Linked DNA regions of Homo sapiens: region 1 is linked to region 2. A link is a loop called in an ENCODE intact Hi-C map of the cell type or tissue named here. Cell type or tissue: CD14-positive monocyte. All regions are shown on one strand. Links, peaks and the distances in the headings refer to the core of each region. The heading gives the core; the rest is flanking DNA.

Region 1 (7,174 bases), core at 1,648-6,647, 220 kb after region 2:
TTTTAAGACATTTTTCTTTAATGTTGCTTGCCCTATTAATGTAATATGAAATATAATTCAAGATATGAAATATAATGTAATCTGAAATATGAACTATAATTCAAATCTCTCCTGCAAATGAAAATGTCCCTGTCTTCAGCCAGATTATCTGAACCTCAAACAGGGCATGTTCTACTCTCTACTTTGGATTCCAGTTGTTTACGCATAAGTCTTGTCTTGTCTACCAGACTGCAAGCTCCATGAGCACAGAAGCTATATTTTATTCATTTTATTTGGCATTTCTAGAGGGCCTTGCACACAGAAAGTTAATACCAAATATTTGTTTAAAGAATAAATGAAGGCTAGTTAGAACTTGGTGGCCCAATTATAAATAATAAAACAGAAATATGACAGCTTAATGGAAAACTAATACTACTGATGAAATAGACATGACATCATATGGTTTAAAAACATACTTATACATACATCTGTCCGAATACTTATTTAGAGACAAACTTGTTTAATGTTGTGATTCCTTGATGTCATATCCTTACTGGATAAAACCGGACACTGGATTTGAAACACAGATCTTTAAAAATATCATGTCATCAGTAGGCACGTGAGCAATAGTACTAAAAAAAAAACAGTGCTCCTAGGTAATCTAAATATACTTACACATATTTATCAATTTTCTACCACTACTATAACAAATAGAAAAACTGTTTCATTACTACAATTACAAACTTCACTTTGGGAATTATCCCTGCATTTTTTATGATGATAGCAGTGACGGCAGCTGGAATGCAACCAATACTAATACTTCCCCACGTGGAGCACAACTCACTCCTTCTATCCCTGAGGTCTGTTTTAACACATTTGCAATTTGAAAATTACTTTCATTTCAGAACTGAACATTTGCCTTCATGGTCTAAACTACATCACTGATTAAATGAACATAGATGGCTCATAATTGGCAATTAACTTATTGCTGGGAGGAAGCAGCAGGTTATAATACAATATTACAATTACTAAAACAACTTGAGTTCCTATTACATACTAGCCACCATTCTAAACAACTATTTAATCCTTAAACAACATCAAGTAGATGCCATTGTTGTCCCTCATCACATTGATAAAGAAACTGGGGCCCCAGGGGGTTAAGTGACTTGCCTGAGGTCCCCAGGCTCTCTTGGTTTCAGAGCCCACACTCCTCGCCCAGCACACAGAAATGATTGGATTCAACACCTGGGATCACTAAACATAATTGTATTTTATGAGATGGTTATATTTTAAAGCATATATTATCTACTTTAAAGTAGGACTGTTTTGCCTTTGAATAATAAATTGTTTTATAAACATCAGCTAGTTTCCTAACATTTCTCTGTCATAAGAAAATGACTGGGGCAAAAGAAATGTGGCTTCTTCCACAGAGCCAGAGACAAGTGAGTTTTTCACACCAAATGTAAAACATCCAACGTCACAGGCTAGTGAATAATACCTCACGTGATACTGAGGTATGATATCCCATCATTCAGGAAGCATAAAGGAGTCATGTTTAATATATCCAAGTCCAATAAGTGTATTTCATTTTAAAACCCCCATGCTGAAAAATGCATTTCTTTTCTATTTTTAAGAGTATTGATGGAATATTCATGACAAATTCAGAAGTTAAGAGAGCTCCTAGGATCTCTTTGGAATCTTAATTTGGGATTACTAATTTATGTTTATATTGGCTTTCACTGCTGTATAATTACAAAACACCCTTAAGCAATCAGCAGGACCTTTTTGAGGTATGATGCTGGTTTTGGTTCTTCAAATGTCATGCACTGAAAAAGAAATCAAATCACTGCTTGACTAAGAAGTTACTTCCCTTAAGGTTTGGATGGTTGGTGTGGTTAGAAACTCTGTTGTCAGCAGTAAAGAATGAACCTTCTATGAAAAATGTCTATACTTCCCTGTTCCTGGTTTAAAATACTTAGTAGTATCATTATTTTTACTGATCACTCACCGGTGGTTACAGTCTGTTCATGAAAATGGCACTTCTGACAATATTTCATTTTCTCAATGCAAACCTGTTAGCAAGACGAGTGTAGGGGCCGTTTTCAGAGTTGGTGGCTACAGTGGGCCATCCACATTCATTCAATCAGCGGTAAGCAAAACCTCCCAGAAGATAAGCTACACAGGGAAGCAATCCTGAAATCTGCTTTATCTTTGCAACAGCTCCAGTTTAGAGCGTCTCCTCCACTGGCTGACTGAAGAACACATCAATCCTTCAGACCTTTGATGCTAGGTCATTACAGTTCTAAGTCCGGATGATAGCGCCTTGTCTACGTTGCTCACTCAGTATCTAGTGGAGCGTGACAGCACACAGTAGGACTTCACAAAGATGTAGGACTTGAATGCATTATTAGGGCATAGCTAGGAGGGAGCCTGGGCTAGAGATTACACATGTGATTCTGGAATCAGACAGTCTGAGCCTGAATACTGATCCCCCCCGCCACCAACTAGCTGGGTACCCTTAGACAAGTAACACAACCTCTCTGAACCTAAGTTTTCCTATCATAAAATGGAGGAAATGATAATGCCTGGCATGGCAGGTGCTCAATAAATGTTAGCTATTATTAAAGGGAAGTCTGTGTTAGGCTGGCCTCCCTGAGAGATTACCCACATGCTGGTTTTACCCAGGGTGAAACATATTTTCTATCACAAAATTTAAATGTCCATTTTCCCATTTGAAAGCTAATACTTCAAGGTCCATTTAACTTTATTTGGCAGCGGTTGCAAGAGTTGTTTTGAAATAATATTATAATGAGAATAGGCATTTAGTAGGAAAATGAGATACTCTGTTATGACATAGCCTGAAAGCCATCATCGGCTAGCTTTTTCTATTCACCCCATTATCAGTGGATGAGCCACATGGCAAAGGGTTGGAGCCATTGGAACAACCGTGGGAAATTGCATAGGAGACCACAGAGAAGATGTATACTTAGCAATAATTAAACCTCAGATTAAGAATGTCAAGCATTCCCAAACTAATGAAAAGTCAAAAGTATAATTAGATTGTAAATTTGCCTCCCAGAGAAGGGCAGCCCCTATTACCAATCAGTGAAGGGAAAAAGGCCTCATTTTGTTTCCATTTTCCTTTAGAAAATATGACTCTTTCAATGTTAAATGCAATTGCCTTTATAGGCTTGTTTGCTTATCCCAGTTAAGAACAAGAAATCTCAGAGAGACACTGAAAAAGCAAAAAGACTGTGAGTCCCAAAAAACTTTGGGAGAAGTATACTGCTTACTAGTGCATTTTAAATATATTATTGCCAAACTGTATTTCAGAAATATTTATGCACAAAAGTACAAAAATAAGCAGCTGAACACTGTGTTTTCATGGCACCAGCCTCCTCTCTGTGTTAAATTATAACACTGGTTTGGACCTCTGTGGTCCCGGGTGGTGGCAGCTGTTTTTGGTTGTCTCTTAGGCAACAAGTGCTGCTGCACTGAAACTAACCAATATCCCCAACTTTAAGAACCAAGAATGTGATTTAGTTAACGACACACGTAACTCTAGAGGAGTCAGATTCCTTCGTCAAGAATGTGAATATGTATCCAAAAAGCCATGAGATTGATGGTGTAGTACAGCTAATTGAAAATGAAATTGGAAATAAATTAAAACAAACTTCATGTTTTAATCAGTTTGGAAGACTTCAAGTACTGCAGCAACGGGGAAAGTCATTTTCTTCTGGGTAATATATAATGATGTCATTATTTTGGTACTTGTGACTCCAGGGATGGAGGAAATGGATGTTTGCTGAATGCAACAGATAGGTGGCGCTGTGACTGACTGGCAGATGCAGGATTACACTCCAAGAGCCTGGTCACTACAAAGGCCATATCCAGGTTTAAATATCAGAATTAGAAAGTCACGTTGGTACCCTAAAAAGGCATCTGACTTGCACAGGAATATTTGCTTTTGCAAATGAACTTCTTTAACTTCTATGGTGTCCACTGATTTTCAATTTGGCTAAAGAATGGGGTGTGTGTGTGTGTGTGTGTGTGTGTGTGTGTGTGTGTTTGAGAGAGTCTTGCTTCTGTCACCTGCGCTGAAGTGCAGTGGCACGATCTCGGCTCATTGCAACCTCCACCTCCCGGGTTCAAGCTATTCTCCTGCCTCAGCTTCCCAAGTAGCTGGGACTACAGGCATGCGCCACCAGGCCCAGATAATTTTTGTATTTTTTAGTAGAGACAGGGTTTCATTACATGTTGGCCAGGCTGGTTTCACTATATGGTGATCCGCCTGCCTCAGCCTCCCAAAGTGCTGGGATTACAGGCATGAGCCACTGCACCTGGCCAAGAATGTTTTAGATTAACACGTTTATTCTAAGAATTTACAAGGCTTGTCGTTGCTTTCTATCATGTTGGCTTTCTGAAGCACGGGGAGTTAACAACTATTTGATGTAATCAGGAACCCGGGGAAAATCTTTAGTTGGTTCCCTATGGCAAATGGTCAAAACAATTCCACTTGGTAAAAGCAGCTTTCCGTTTTTGTCTAGGCTTCCAAAGCCTCACATGCAACTGGTTGGCTCCACCTCTTCCTGGATACAGCACCAATTGTGGGTTACTTGGCTAGTTAGTTGTCTCAGATTCACTTTTTTTTCCAGTCATCTTCACCAGAGGTTATCTATTTGGTGTCTTAGGGCCTTCCAAGCCACACGGGGTAACTGACAAGGCTTGTCTTTAGATGCCTACTCTATCCTCCTAGTTGCCAGTTCCTATTTCTTCTAGACTCAGTTTTCATACCTATACTGTTAGGATTGAAATGTCTACTCTCAGGGCTGTTGAGAGGATTAATTGCAATGTGTTTGTAGTGTATATAGTACAGTGGCTGGCACTTAGTAGGTACTAAAAAATTATTACTGCCCCTCCCGTCCCCACCCCACCACTCAGACAAATGTAATAAATACAGATTACGTGGTAATAATTGGTAGGCAAAACTCTCATGGAATATTTTTTTTCTTTTTTTTTTTTTTAGACGGAGTCTCGCTCTTGTCACCCAGGCTGGAGTGCAATGGCTCGATCTCGGCTCACTGCAACCTCCATCTCCTGGGTTCAAGTGATTCTCCTGCCTCAGCCTCTCAAGTAGCTGGGATTACAGGTGCCTGCCACCACGCCCAGCTAATTTTTTGTATTTTTAGTAAAGACAGGATTTCACAATGTTGGCCAGGCTGGTCTCGAACTCCTGACTTCGAGTGATCTTGCCCACCTCGGCCTCCCAAAGTGCTGGGATTACAGGTGTGAGCCACCGCGCCCCGCTGGAATATTTTCGTTTTTAAAAGAGGGCTTCAAAATGATTAGTCTACCCGGGGATTCACCAGTCCGTCCCTCCATCAACCTCCCCGACTGGGGCGGAAAGTGTATGGGGCTTCTGGGCAGCGCTAGACCACAGCGGGTAGGCCACCATCTGGTCCAGAATGCAGCATAAATCTCTCCAAAAATGTGTTTAGGACTTCTGGGTATGTTTTCCAGTGCAAATGTAAAGTGGAAAAGTGTCTCAAGTGCAATAGCGGTCCTTTACCCAGTAAAAAGCATAACAAAAGTTTCAGGGTTTAAGAACCCACGTGGGAGCTGATGGAGTGGGTAGGTGGTTAATCTTCCCAAGTTTTAAAAACCACTGGTCTTAATGACCAGCAGAGAAGATTCACTTCTGGCTAAAATGATAACTGAGCCCCAGATAACTTTTAGCCATGTGAAATTCTTTCCTTTCTAGGGAGTCTCCTCAATCAGAGCCAGCTAAGGAATGTGTGTATTTCCTAGAATGTAAATGAGGGAAGAGAAACTGAGATGGAGACAGAAGGAAAGCAAGCCACTGCATTTTGAAATTCTCTAGGTAGGCAGTTGTATCGTGTCTTTTGTTTCTTTTTCCCTGGGGCAGACCACTTTTCACCTGGCCATCAGTCACCTCCCTTCCCGAGGTCTCCCGACGTGGACACCTAACGCCCTTGGAAAGGGAGTGAATTGGTAGGATATCATCGCTCCGGTTAGTTCCGCGGGAGCTGCCCTTCAGAAAAAAAACTTTCCAGAGCCAAAAGTTACTTTCCAAGCGCCTTGGGGCTTCCCGGGCGCCTCCCTCGGACGGCAACCCTAGAAGTCAAAGCGATTGCATCGCCAGGTCTGTGGCGGCTGGAAGCGGGGTGACCGCGGTCAGATGGCATTTCGCACCCACGCAGGGCTGTGTTATCCTAGCACAGAACCAGCAACTCTCACACGAAGCCTTGTGTAAACACCACGCGGGCCCATTCCTGAACGACTCTTTGATGCCTCCGCTGCGGTTACTTATCTCATACATAAATCAGGATTCCGCTGACAAATCTCCGTGTTTCCACTAAACAGAAGGCTGCCCTGCAGTCCTTCTCGTGCTTCTTTCTAAAGTACGATAACATCTGACACTTCCATAAACCGGCCTGCAGAGGACACCGCGCAGGGGGCGACTAACCAGCTGAGGTGTGTCACCCCAAAACACCAGTGGGCACACCCCAAGGCGGGCACGTGGAAGGGACGCGGAACCGAGGGCAACTATTTTCCAGTCGGTGAATCTGATGGAGAAAGATGCCAAATGCACTTCCCGAGCCAGCTGAACTCCTCGGGCACCTAATCATTGCCAGATGTGGCGAGGGCGCACGGAGAACATCCCCAGTCCCGGAGAAAACACCCGGCCGCCAGCGCGGGGACCGCTCGGGCCGGGAAACGGCTAGAGGCGGGAGGAGAGAGGACTGGGCGAGCGTGGGGAGCGCTGCGGCGTGGAAAAGCGACCGGGAGGGATGGCGATGCCTCCACTCTCCTCGGCAGGTTTTTTCAATTAAAAAGTTGGAAACGGGAATCCGTAAACAACGACTTAGGGCTTCAAACTACTTGCAAAGACGCGATGGGGAGGGGAATACTTGCGCGCTTCAAAACCCCAACCTCGAGGTCTCCAGCCGCGCCTGACCCGGGAGCCGGGTGCGCCCCCAGTGTCCGCGCACGAACCCGGCGCCCTGGCAGCCCCGACTCCCCGGGCCCGCAGCCCAAGGGAAGGTTCGCGCGGGAGGCACCTCCGTGGCCTCCCGCGCGCCCCGAAGCCCGTTCCCCCCGCCCAGAGCCCCGCGGAGCTGCCGCCGCCCTACCTTTCATGGTGACCGTGGGGACGCACCGCCGGCCGGGGAGC
Region 2 (8,314 bases), core at 1,803-6,802:
GCCTGGGCAACAAGAGCAAAACTCCATCTCAAAAAAAAAAAAAAAAAAAAAGAGTTTTTTGTTTTTTGTTTTTTTGTTTGTTTGTTTGTTTGTTTTTAAGTGGGTAATAACATCCAGAGGGCAGACATCCAGGAACATGTAACCTTTTCACTTATATTTACTGAGCACCTGTTTTTCCTCATGCTAGCTGGTGAAGTAAGATGGACGAAGGACTGCCTCTCTGTTAGGAAATAACTTGCATGGGAGAATCTAGGATGGATGGTTTAGATCAGTTCTAGGCATTCACATCTTCATTCCTCTTTTTTTTCCTTAGTGTGGCCTTACTTGAGTTCAGTTTACCATTGGAATGGTAAGATCTGGGAGGAAAGGACTAAGGATGCAGTTTAATCTGCTTTTCTTCTAGTTCTTATCCTGACTATTGTCTAGGCAGAAGGAAGCTTTTTGCTCCATGCTTACTGGTCGGCCACATTAGGATGTTGGATTGCAGGTTTGCCTTTTTCAGCATTTGGGCCCCAGCCATCTCTCCCTTTCTCTCATTTGTAGTTTAAGTGGATTGAAATAATTATATTTATTTAAAGGGAACTGATGTTTGAGTGGCAAAGTTGAATAAAAAGAATGAGACTCCTGCATTGTGAGAGGAATGGAACTGAGAAGAATAAAAATGAAAAAAATGGCCGGGCACAGTGAGTCACACCTGTAATCCCAGCACTTTGGGAGGCCAAGGTGGGTGGATCACTTGAGGCCAGGAGTTTGAGACCAGCCTGACCAAGATGGTGTAACCCTATCTCTACTAAAAATACAAAAAATTAGCTGGGTGTGTTGGCCGCGCCTGTAATCCTAGCTACCCAGAAGGCTGAGGCAGGAGAAGCGCTGGAACGTGGGAGGTGGAGGTTTCAGTGAGCAGAGATCGTGCTACTGCACTCTAGCCTGGGTGACAGAGTGTGACTCTATCTCAAAAAAAAAAAGGAAAAGGACGGCCCTTTATACTCTAGAGCTTAAATTTTCTTGGAAAAAGAGTAATTTTCATGAAAGCTATGTAGGGAGGCTGTATTTTTATAGCATAGTGGCAATTTTCAAGCATTTTATATTGTTGATATTGTACTGTTTGTTCAATATATTGAGTGCTTACTATCTGCCAGGCAAAGGTATAATATTATTGAAATATATATGTAGCACTATTTTATTATATTGCAGGTACTGTATATATCATTATCTAGCATATATTGTAAAATCCTGTTTGGTGGGCTCAGTTGGACCACATAATGAGCATAATTCAAGGTGAGAGATGGAATAGTGGGTCAGTTTTTGCCCGGGCATGCCAAGCTTCCCTGCAGGGTTAGTCAAGGGATTTGCCTGAAATTCTACCATTGTTTGGCTTGTTCCCCTTTCCTGTCCTGTTTTTCTCTCTCCCTGAGAGTATTATCTTAACAAATCATTTGCTTATGAATTATCACCTCAGGATTTGCTTCTGAAGATCCGGATTGTGTTCGTTTGGGTCTACATAGAAGCAGACACAGATACATTACACCATACATTGGATGTGCAAGAGATTTACTAAGGAGAGAGCAAGAGCAGGGAGGGAGAACTTGCAGACAGCAGTGCAGGTCTGACACTCACAGGAGGAGAAAAGGAAGGAATGTGGATTGGGTAAGAAGTTTCTGGGTACAGTGCAATTCCAAGAAAGGGTTGGCTTTGCAAAGAGTCCTGCAGTTTGTCAGAATGGGCCTGTACTAGTACCTTTGCCATCCTCATTCATTGACTGGGACCCTCAGAAAGCATGGCCTTGGTGCAAATGTGGTGGTTGATCCAGAGGGTAGCAGCTTGAGCTGTCAGTCAACTGTGGTCCCCGCAGCTGAAGATCTGAGTAGAGCATTATCATGGCCACCACACTGCCCTAAGATACTAATCATGTAGTAATTTTTTATTTGTATTCAGAAAATATTTTCTTTGTTTATTCTCAACAAATATATGTGAACCTAGCACTGTGAACAAAGAAGAGTTACTACCCTAATGAGGCCTTTATTCTGTGTGGGAGCAGGGTTATTTATTTATTTATTTTTGAGACGGAGTCTCGCTCTGTCGCCCAGGCTGGAGTGCAGTGGTATGATCTTGGCTCACTGCAACCTTGGCCTCCCGGGTTCAAGTGATTCTCGTGCCTCAGCCTCCTGAATAGCTGGGACTACCGGCACACAGCACCATGCCCAGCTAATTTTTGTATTTTTAGTAGAGATGGGGTTTCGCCATGTTGGCCAGGCTGGTCTCAAACTCCTGGCCCCAAGTGATCCGCCCACCTCAGCCTTTCAAAGTGCTGGGATTACAGGTGTGAGCCACCGTGGCTGGCCAAGGTTTTTTAAATAAATAAAAATATAAAAGAATTTTACTATGTGGTAAATGGTAGCATCTACTGAGTACTGTTGTGTGCTTGAATTCTAAGTGCTATTCATTTAATCTTCTTTTCAGCCTTATGAGGTAGGTATCCTTTATTCCCATTTTACAGATGATAAAACCGAGGCGAAGTGCTTAAGTAACCTAGCCTCAGCAACACTCAAAGTCAAAGAAATGAGAGACTAAGGTAGAGAATACTTGGGTAGTATTTAACTTTAAATAGGGTTGTTAGGAAAGGCCTCTGTGAGGAAGTGATATTTAAGCAAAAACATAAAGATGTAAAGGAATTAGTTGTATAATCATTTTATGGGAAGGGGGTTTGGCAAGGGAAGGCAAGGATGAGCGCTCCAGGTTGAAGGAGCAGCATGTGCGATGGCTCATGTTAGGAAGGAGGTCCACCTACTTGGGAACTGACAGGAGGCCTGTGTGACTGGAGGACAGTTAGCAAAATGGAGGGCTGTGCGGATTGAAGCTGGCGGCAGGGCCACGTGGGTCAGGACTTCGCAAGTCTGGAAGTTCACTCGGCACACAGTAGCCATCTGGAATCTAGTTGAACACAGAAAAGATTTTGAGAAGTTCTTAATTGTTTTGCATGAACAGTGGAGGATCATTTGCTTTCACTGGTCTCCTTGCTTCCACTCTGTGGAGCGTGATTTCCCTCACAGGACTGGTGCTTTTTCATTAAATGTTGATGATCATAAGGAAGGCTAAGATTGTTGAGTCCTCATAGCAGGGACTGGGGGACTGCTCAGCACATTTCTCACTCCTCCCTTGCCCTTCACCCCTACCCCCTGCCCCCACAACCCCGCTCCATTCTTGTGACAGAACAGGTGTGGGCGTGTTCATTGACTTCCAACCCCCTTCATGCATGGCTGACGCATGGGATGTTGCTGTCATGCACGTGTAACTGAATGGAGGGTTCCCTCAGGTGTTCTAGGCAATGGCACGATATTAGAGACGCCCTGAGGCAGAAAAAAATTGATGCAGCTGAAGTGAAGTGCTGTCAGTTTCACCTGTGTGGAGCTCGTTGCCATAGCAGTGGTTACAGTAAAACTGGGTCCAGAGGATGTGAACGAGGGCCAGGAGATGTACAATATAAGGCAGAAAAATGGCTGAATTGTTATCATACTCTTAAATAAGGAAAGCCAAAATAAACTGCTTTATTGGGTCTTGGCTAATTAAAAAAATAGAGGTTTAAGGATATATTTCTTAAGAACATAAAAGGTAATCATTAGTAGAATCCAAAATAATATGTACACCCCAAGCTCACTGGAGAAAATGAAAAAAAAGTAGCTCATATAACAAGAGTTAGAACAAAAAGCAGACTACAAAATAAATCTCTCTTTCTCTCTGTGTGTGTGTGTGTTTGTGTGTGTGTGGGAGAGAGAGAGAAGGAGAATGTGAAAATATGTGTAAGTACTGTACATATATGCATGTATATATTTTATAAATTAGAATGGTAGAAACAAAATCAGACATAAAGCAAAGGTCGATCTAGGCTGATGTTCACACAATTTGGGAAGGGGGGGTCTTTAAGAAGAATAATTAAAAATTACGAATACAAAATGAAAGTGAATATTGATTTGGAATGACAATAGAAATGGTGATACATTATGGATGTCACAAATGTTATAAAATCCAGAATAACATTAACTGCCTGATATCTCTCTGTAGTACTTTCTCCCAACATTTTGTTTTTTTTAAGAGATGGGGCCTCACCACGTAGCCCAGGCTAGTCTCAAACTCCTGGGCCAAGTGATCCTCCCAACTTGGACTCTCAAAATGCTGAGATTGCAGGCATGAGCCACTGCACTTGGCCTCCCCCAACATTTTTGGCTGCATATTCTTTGATCACCTCATTATATGACAATGATTATATAATATTTTAATTTAAAAGAACCAGAAAGATAATTTAGTATAGTGGATTTTTTATTATTATTATTGATAGTGTAGAAACTGAAAAAAGTTTCACAACTCACTATTGGGTGTTCCCTATCTGTGACTCCCTCTGCTAGTTCTTGCTCCAGTGACATTTCTTGCTCTGAGAACTCTAGTTCTTTGATATTGCTTGGTCTGTCACATGACAGTTGTTACAGCCAGAGCTGGCCTGGCCAGCCATGTCCTCCTGTCTTCGGTTCCCCTTCCTTCCACTGCCGCCAGCAAGCCAGTCTTCAGTGGGGAGAGGCAGCCTTGAAACTTGAGTGTTGAGCCCTGTGGGGGGAGCAGAGCAACATTTAAAAAATATCTTTGTCTTTGGTGTCTGGATGCTCAGTGGGGGCCACCAGGGAGAATTTGTCAATGAGGGCCAGGAAGATATAGTAGCACAGGCAAGTCTCTAGATAAAACAGAATACTAAAAAATACTTGATTAACCAAAAGATGTCAGGAAAGGAGGAACAAGATAAGATGGGACAAGTAGAAAACAAATAGCATGCTGACAGACTTAAACCTATCCGTATCAGTAATTGCATTAAAAGTAAATGGTAGAATAATAATAAAATTGGTGGAATAAAAAATAAATGCAATATGGAATCCTGAATAGGATTCTGGAACAGAAAAAGGACATTAATGGAAAAACTGGTGACACCCAAATAAAGTCTGGAATTTATTTGATTGTAATGTGCTAGTTTTGGTTTTTTAGTGTTGATGAATGTACTATGGTTATATAAGATATTAACATTTGTAGAGAATGGGTGAGGGGTATTCAGGACCTCTCTGTAGTATTTTTGCATCTTTTCTGTACATACAATGTTATTCCACAATAAAATGTTTATTAAAATGTACATAGACTAAATATCAAATAAAAATCATATACTATCAGTCTGGATTAAGAAAACAAGCCTCTGGCCAGGTATGCCTGTAATCCTAGAACTTTGGGAGGCTGAGGCAAGAGGATTGCTTGAGATCAGCCTGGCTTAAACAATAAAAATCAGCCAGGCATGGTGGTGTGCCACTGCAGTTCTAGCCAATTGGGAAGCTGACGTGAGAGGACTGCTTGGGCCCAGGAGTTCGAGGCTGCAGTGAGCTACCGTGGTGCCATTGCACACCAGCCTGGGTGACAGAGGAAGACCCTGTCTCAAAAAATAAAGAAAGAAAAAGAAAAAAGAGAAAACAAGTTTCAACTACCAACTGTTCAAAAGAATACACTTTAAAAATAAGAATAGGCTTAAAGTAAAAGAATGGAAAAATAAGCAAACACTAATCATGAGAAATACAGTATTACTATATTGAGGAAAAAGCAGCCTTCTAGATGAAGAGTATTATCAGAAGTAAAGAAGCTAATTTCTTAATAATTAAACAATAATCTAATCAGGAAAACATAACAGTCCTAAACATGGATCTATTTAAAAACAAAACCTCATATGAAGCAAAAATTGGCAGAACTGAAAGGATAGAGAAATCTATAATTATAGTTGGAGATCTTAATACATTTCTCTCAGTATTTGATAGAACATATATAAAAACATACAATATTTGAACGCTATTTTCAAACTTGACATAATTGATATTTCTAAAACAGTACACCCAACAAATGCAGAATGAATTTTTCAAGTACACATGGATCATTCACCAAAATAGACCATATGCTTGGTCATAATGTGAGTCTCAAAACAACCAAAGGATTAAAATGATACAGAATTCGTTCTCTTACAATAATGGAATTTAGAAATGAAAAACAAAGGATATCTAGAAAAATCAACTATTTGGGAATTAAGCAACAAAATCCTGAAAGAGCATAGGTCAAAGAAGAAATCACCAGGGAATTTAGAAAATATTGTATACTGATGGTAATGATAATGATAACTTACCAATATGACTGGGTGCAGTGGCTCACGCCTGTAATCCTAGCACTTTGGGAAACTGAGGCAGGCAGATCACTTGGGCCCAGGAGTTCAAGACCAGCCTGGGCCGCACGGTGAAATCCCGTCTCTACCAAAAATACAAAAATTAGCTGGGCGTGATGGCATGAGACTGTAATCTCAGCTACTTGGAAGGCTGAGGTGGGACGATGATTTTATTCTGGGAGTTGAAGGTTGCAGTGAGCCAAGATCATGCCGTTGCACTCCAGCCTGGGTAACAGAGCCAGACCCTGTCTCAAAACATCAAAAACCAAACAAACAAACCCAGAAACTTAGTAGTATTTGTGGATGCAGCTAGAGCAATGACTGAGCAAAATCTATAGCTTTACCATATTTTATTTTGTAGTATAATTTGTATACCTTGGATGCATATATTAGAAGAAAGGTTAAAATCAATTTAGTAAATGTCCATCTCAAGAAGTGAGCAAAAGAAGAGCAAATGAAACCCTAAGAAAGTAGACAAGTAAATAATAAATATAAGGACAACAGAATAGAAAACAAATAATAGACAAAATGAACAAAACCAAAAGTTGGTTTTTTGAAAAGATTAATAAATTAACCTTTAGCAATATAATCAAGAATAAAATAGAGGAGCAAAATTATCAATATCAGAAATGAAAAAGGGACATTGTTACAGATCCTACAGGCATTAAAAAGATAATATGATATGCCAGGAATGGTGGCTCACACCTGTAATCCCAGTACTTTGAGAGGCTGAGGCAAGAGGATCACTTGAGCTCAGGAGTTTGAGACCATCCTGGGCAACACAGGGAGGCCCTATCTCTACAAAAAAATTAATTAAAAAAATTAGCCAGGCATGGTGGCACACACCTGTTGTCCCAGCTACTTGGGAAGTTGAGTCGGGAGGATTGCTTGAGCCCAGGAGTTGGAGGCTGCAGGGAGCTACAATAGTGCCACTGCACTCCAGAGCAAGACCCTTTCTCAATAATAATAATAATAATAGGTTATTATGAAAAACTTTAGGCCCATAAATTGGAAAATTTAGAAGACAGAAAATTTTTGTAAAACACAAGTTACTAAAACTGACAAAGAAAAAATAGAAAATATGAATAGTCCTATATCTGTTAAAGAAATGCAATTGGTAATCAAAAGCTTTCTCCAGAGCAAACTTTAGGTCTAGATGGCTGCGTTGGTAAATTCTACCATACATTTAAGGAAGAAATGATACCAATCTTACACAAGGTCTTTAGAGAATAAACAGTGAGAAACCATCTACCAACTTGTTTTGTGAACCTAGCATAACTCTGATATCGCAACCTTAAAAGTACATTACAAGAAAATAAAATTACAGATAAATATCCCTTATGAACTTAGGTATAAAAGTCCCAAAAGAAAAAAGGAAGTCCTGGCTGGGCACGGTGGCTTATGCCTGTAATCCCAGCATATTGGGAAGCCAAGGCGGGTGGATCACTTGAGGTCAGGAGTTTGAGACCAGCCTGGCCAACATGGTGAAACTCCATCTCTACTAAAAATACAAAAATTAGCTGGGCGTGGTGGCTTGCACCTGTAATCCCAGCTACTCGGGAGGCAGAAACACAAGAATTGCTTGAACCTAGGAGGCAAAGGTTGCAGTGAGCCAAGATGATGCCCTTGCACTCCAGCCTGGGTGACAGATCAAGACTCTGTCTTAAAAACCTAAAAAAACAGAAATCCAATAAAATTTGAAAAGGATAGTATATCATGACCAAGTAAGGTTTATTCCAGGAATATAGGCTTGATTTAACATCTGGAGTCAGTCTATATCATTCACTGTTATCAGAATAAAGGAGAAAAATATAAATATAAGCATCTTAATAAATGCAGGAAAGGTGATGAAATTCAATGTCTATTCACGATTTTTAAAAACTCAGCCAACTAGAAATAGATGGGAAATTTTCAGTCTGATAAAAGATGTCTTTAAAAATCTTTATCTAACATCATGATAGTGAAATATTAAAATCGTTGCCCCTAAAAAGCCTAGAACAAGATGATGTCCACGTTCACCCAGTTTTATTCAACATTATAATGAAGGTCTTAGCCATTGAATTAAGATTTTAAAAGGCAACAAAA

Evidence for each region. Peaks named below come from ENCODE experiments on the same cell type or tissue, not always from the same donor. Only the 100,000 strongest peaks of a DNase experiment are listed, where the experiment ranks them.
Region 1: it touches region 2 in a loop (2.1-fold over the local background); 3 of 110 quality-filtered maps call a loop at or near these places.

The regions. Positions count from the first base shown.
Region 1 is chr18:493,375-500,548 of GRCh38, forward strand. It overlaps COLEC12 (collectin subfamily member 12), which reads right to left. Exons shown (of 10, transcript NM_130386.3): 1 at 7,134-7,174. The coding sequence starts at 7,140. Among named protein-coding and RNA genes, the nearest start is that of COLEC12, 3.7 kb to the right of the region's middle. In CD14-positive monocyte, for the core only: a CTCF peak has its summit at 3,797; a DNase peak (open chromatin) is centred at 3,787; H3K4me3 peaks cover 1,089 bases; H3K27me3 peaks cover 2,803 bases.
Region 2 is chr18:271,213-279,526 of GRCh38, forward strand. No RefSeq gene overlaps it. Among named protein-coding and RNA genes, the nearest start is that of THOC1, 7.3 kb to the left of the region's middle. In CD14-positive monocyte, for the core only: no CTCF peak of the experiment used is centred there; a DNase peak (open chromatin) is centred at 4,499.